Regions from separate parts of the Mus musculus genome. Here region 2 is linked to region 1. The links are chromatin loops, found by intact Hi-C in ENCODE. Cell type or tissue: heart. All regions are shown on one strand.

The links. A loop is a pair of places that touch in the nucleus more often than their neighbours do. Peaks named below come from ENCODE experiments on the same cell type or tissue, not always from the same donor. Only the 100,000 strongest peaks of a DNase experiment are listed, where the experiment ranks them.
Region 2: it touches region 1 in a loop (22-fold over the local background); 11 of 42 quality-filtered maps call a loop at or near these places.

Annotation. Positions count from the first base shown.
Region 1 is chr13:57,907,149-57,909,648 of GRCm38, forward strand. Spock1 (sparc/osteonectin, cwcv and kazal-like domains proteoglycan 1) reads right to left here and starts at 1,184. Exons shown (of 12, transcript NM_009262.3): 1 at 1,044-1,184; 2 at 254-439. The coding sequence starts at 439. In heart, a CTCF peak has its summit at 1,264 (motif pointing left); no DNase peak of the experiment used is centred here; H3K4me3 peaks cover 1,245 bases; H3K27me3 peaks cover 2,500 bases.
Region 2 is chr13:57,475,611-57,478,110 of GRCm38, forward strand. All of the region lies in intron 7 of Spock1 (sparc/osteonectin, cwcv and kazal-like domains proteoglycan 1), which reads right to left. Among named protein-coding and RNA genes, the nearest start is that of Gm33240, 32 kb to the left of the region's middle. In heart, a CTCF peak has its summit at 1,267 (motif pointing right); no DNase peak of the experiment used is centred here; H3K27me3 peaks cover 199 bases.

The sequences.
Region 1 (2,500 bases):
AGCCCCTCTCCCCAAGCTGCTTAAGGTTTGTGCCCTGTTTCTGTGAGGACAGCTGCATCGATCCTACAAGTGCACATACCTGGAATACAGGTAACACGCAAGAGCACCCAGCCTTCCAAGTTCTCTTTAAAGTTCCTCTCAGGCTAGACGGATGCACTGTGGACCTCCATGAGAGGTTTGAACCTACCACCCCCAACCCCTACACTGGTCTCTGAGCCCCCCCCCCCCATTTTCCACCCCCAGCCGAACTCACATCTCGGAAGCGGTTCCAGTACTTGTCACGGTCATACTGGGAGACAGTGCTCAGCCACTGGTCATTGTCTAGGAAATTGGCGTTGTTGAGGGCCGCGCCACCGGCCAGCGCGTCCAGGTGCCGGCTGTCCACTTGGAGGAAGCACCACGCCGCGGCGGCCGCCGCGAGCACCGCGATCGCTGGCATCTGGGGGCAGGGCACACGGGCGTGAGCCGGTGACAACAGGGCTACCTCAAGCCCCTCACTCCCACCGGGTGTCTGGGCGCCTAGGGGCGCGCACAAGCTGCAGCGCCTGGGCTCACCGCGGGGACAGGGTGGTCCCTCTCACACCTGGGACGGAGGTTGCACCTGGAGAGCCCTTATGCATGGAAACAGCTACAAACGCAGAGCCTAGGTCACCGACTCGGGGCCGCCGTCAAACTACTGAAGACCCTCTCACCGGCTCTCCGTTGTGGGGCTCCAGTACATCTCCCCCAAAACCCGGATGCTCAATGTGCCAGCCGCACTCCCACAGACGGGCCCCACAGCTCTGGTGTAGGGATAGGGATAACGGCGCTCTGAGCATCATCCCAGGCTCTGGCAGACGGGGGCTTTGGGGTGCCCTCAAGCCGGGCTTCCCGTTCCCAGCTAAGGCAAAGGTCTCTCTGCTCCCGGCCCGCGGCTTCTGCGCAACAGGGACACGCAGAAATGCCCCCAGGCCCTGACCCTGCCAGCCCGGGAGATGGCCTCAGGAAGGTCCCAACTACGCCAAATATGCCAAGTTGGGGCTCAGTGTTCTGCGGACACGTACCTTGGGAGCCCGCCCGAGTCCCGGCGCCCGAGTTGCTGGGGTTCCTGTACCGCGGTGGCTGGGAAGGCTGATGCCCGGCTCGTTCCCTTGCGCACCTGCCGCCGCCGCGCGTCCGGCCGCTTTGTGAGCCCGCAGCGCTCTGGCTCGTCTCGGGCGCGGCGTCCGCGGGCGGAGAAGCCTGAGCTCCTAGCCGAGGCCTCTGGCGCCCCCTGGCGGCTACTTGGCGCTCAGCGGTCCCATCCGGGAGCGTGATTCATTCGCAGCTCTACAGGGCTGACACAGATTTCAAGCTCAGGGAAATGATGTTAGAAGGCCAAGAAGTCGCCAGTGTTGAGGGACTCTCAACGAGTAAGTGCTTGGGACACCCGTCTCAGAATCTCTACGGTGGAGAGAGGAGACTCTCTCCAAGAGTCGGCCCTTTAAATGAGTCCCTGTTGCGTCTTGTGCACAGACAATATTTAGGTGAACTTCTCTACTCCCTGGTTCAAGCCATACACCCAGCATCTCTAAGTCTGATCTCCAACCAGAGCCACCCCTAAGAGTCCTGTGGAACCGACCTCCAGCTTCAAGCACGGACAGAAGGAGAAAGCTGGCCTTGACCCAGCCCTCTCTTCTCTTTCCAAATACTCAGCGTGTTTGGTTTAATAGGGGTGGGAGCGACTTAACAGGTGCATCGCTGCCTACTTCTTGGCACAGCTATAGCCTATAGCCCTGAACACACACACACACACACACACACCAAACTCAAAACCCTTCAGGACACTTCCCTGAGAAACACCCAAACCCTAGTCCCCTGCACACCTGGTCCTTGCCCTCTTACCCTTCTGCCTCTGTTTGCCCCCACCCACCCACCCACCCCTGCCTTCTTGTCCCCACTTTCTACACAGGCTAGCCTTGGGGTCAGACCCCAGTGGCAAGGGCTCCTCCAGGCCTGGGATCACTTTGCCCCTGGGCAGACTTGAGCTACCAGAATATCTGAATGCATTCTGCAGCTGCCTCATCTCCATTTGTTCCGAGATTTGTGGTCCCTGTGATTCAGGCCAGGACCTCGGTGACACTGCCCTGAGAACTCAGTGTTTCTCCAGCTGCAAGCTCACTGCGCTTAAGGTCACTTATGGCAAGCGTGACCTTCCCGTGGGCTGGAACTCTCTGACAGTGCGATCTGCCTTGCTCTCAGCAGCTGCACCAGTCATGACACACCACCAACAGTCAGTATCAGAGGGATCCTGAGCCCTGCTTTTCAATATGCCACCACGATGATGTGGCCGGTTGTGAGTCGTGCTGTAATAATTGGGCAGATGGCATGGTTTAAGCATGTGAATTGCAGTTCTTGTGCATTCTGGGAGGCCTTAGTACAGGAGAAGTGGAGTCTTTTTTTTTCATGTTGGGGAAACACCTCACCCAGAGAGTATCTTATCACGGGGATGAACACAGTGAGTATCTGATGTCATAGCTGG
Region 2 (2,500 bases), 430 kb before region 1:
TGGACACTTAATGGTGAGAAGTCTTTTCCGGTTGCGGAGCACAGTCCCAAGCCACGGAGACATTAAATACACATGACAAATAGGAGAGCCAGGAAGCAGGCAGCACACAAGGCAACTAACTGGCTAGCCACTGAGTTCATGATCGGTCACACTCCTCTACTGGGCCTTGAGATAAGACTAGGGGCAACTCCCACTGGCCTCAGCAATTCCCCTGGTGGGCAATTATCCCAAGAACTGAAATCAGAATCCAAACCATGACAGCCTTCTCATGATCGATGCTGTCCAATCTCCACCAGGTAGCAGCCTACGGTGTCCACTGAAGGATGGATACAAAATATGTGGTCTCTGCACAGCAGGATACTATTCAACTTTTAAAAGCGGGGACCTTCTGCCATGTAGCCACAACACGGGCAAACCTCAGTGACATGGCGCTGTGTGACATAAACCGTAAGCTAGAAATAGAACTGGGATATGATCCCACTTTTAGGAAGTTATCCAAAAATATTTAAATGATCATAGGACATAGCAGTGGCTTTCCAGGTGCTGAGGGAAGGAGAGAAAGCGGTAACATTAAATTATAGTAGGGCAGGGGGCTAGAGAGATGGCTCAGTGGTGAAGAGCACTGGCTGCTCTTCCAGAAAACCCAGGTTTAGTTCCCAGTCCCCACCACGGAAGCTCACAACCATCCAATCCAGTTCCAGAGGATCAGGTGCCCTCTCCTGATCTCCGTGGGATCCTGCATATGCGGGGGTGCGTTTGGTGCACATAAACTCAAGCAGGTGCACACTTATACAATAATAAATAAATAAACCTTTATATTCGAGCAAGATAACTAAGCTTTAAAGATCTGTCACAGAGCATCCTAATTCTCATAATTAGACATATTGCACAGTTTATGTGCAAAGGTATCATATTATTATAAAAAATTTGTTGAGAATAGTGTTCTACACACACACTACTGGAGACATCCCAAGTGAGATTAATGTCTGCAAAGGTCACAGAAAGCTTGACAACCATGGGGCATAAGAACCCTGTGCTTCTACGCTTAAACCACCTGCGACACACGGCCACCTCTGCTTACATCTCTCCCTCCCTCTGAATTAATTCATTCGATATTTAATCAACAGATATCCCATAGCCATCTGTTCTACCCTAAGGACTGTTAAATTTACAGAGTGGTAAAGAAAACAACAGAATCTGTCCTTAAAGACAAAGAGGAACAGAGATGAACCTCTCAAATAGGAACCCTCAAACAGGAGTGGCCTACACTAGAGGGCGCTGAGAGACATTGCCCGATCTGTTCTACTGAGGAAGAAACTGCATTTCAGAGAGGTTAGCATTGGCTGGTGACAGAGCCAAGGCTTCCATCGCATGTCTTACTCCAAGCCTGTAGCACTTCTTTCCCTTCCCTGGTGCCCTCCTGACTGGAGAAGGCATTCGCTAGGGAAGGGAGCTGGGGATGCGGTTCCCTGCAGGGAACTCAATGGCCAAGGAAACTTAACTCAAATGAGGGAGGTAAGACTTTGTTTAGTTTTATTTGTCCATATGGCTAAGGCCATAGCACTCAGATTAATTGGTCAAATGTTATTCTAGATGCTTCTGCAAAGGGTTTAGGTTAGATTAACATCTAAATTAATCTATTACATAAAGATTACCTTCCATAAATAGGTAGGTCTTAGCTAATCGGTTTAAAGCCTTTTGTGACTAGGGTGGTGGGTGGGGGTGCCTGCTAACTGACTCCCCTGAGGAAGGTCCACCTTCAGAATAATGTTGGATGTTTGTTCAGCCACAGGTGGCCTCCAGGCATTAGCCTGGACAACCTCTGGAGCCATTTCCCCAACCCCTCCCTCCCCTTTCCACTCCTTCTGATTTCCTCTTTCCCATTAATGCCTAGTTCTCTGGGGAGCCCTCACCAGCAGGACTATACTCCTATACTGAATTATAAAGCCAGACCCACGTGGCCCAGAGTCTACAGGACATCCAGCAGGTCTTAGTCTATCCGTAGCTGCCTCTTGGTAGTCTGTGTAGACTTCTGAGAGTCCTGGGAAACAAAGGGGAGTGACCAGACAGATGGGCCTGTGCACTGTTTAAACAGTAGATTATCTGTTCTTTCACTGCATAGAAGTTTACTGAGTGGATGTTGTACATCTGACTCTATATCAGAGTCTAGGCCCTGCCTGGCACACAGTGGGCATTCAATAAATATCTATTGGATGTATTGGATGAATAAAATCTTCACTCTAAAAAAAATGAAACCCCTATTCCCTTTCATGATTGCCGCATCTTCTGGGAAACCCAGCCCTTGTCACTAGATTTGGATCATGGGTGAGGATAGCTGAAGCGCTGGGAACCTACATCATGTAGGTGAGATTCTCTTCCCTCAAACTCTTTCTATCTCCTGAACTTGAACCTTTCGTTAAAAGATAAGCATCACACCCTGAACCTTCTCCTACTGAGAGAGCTAAGGGAGGCATAAGGATTGAGAGTTCCAGGCCAGACT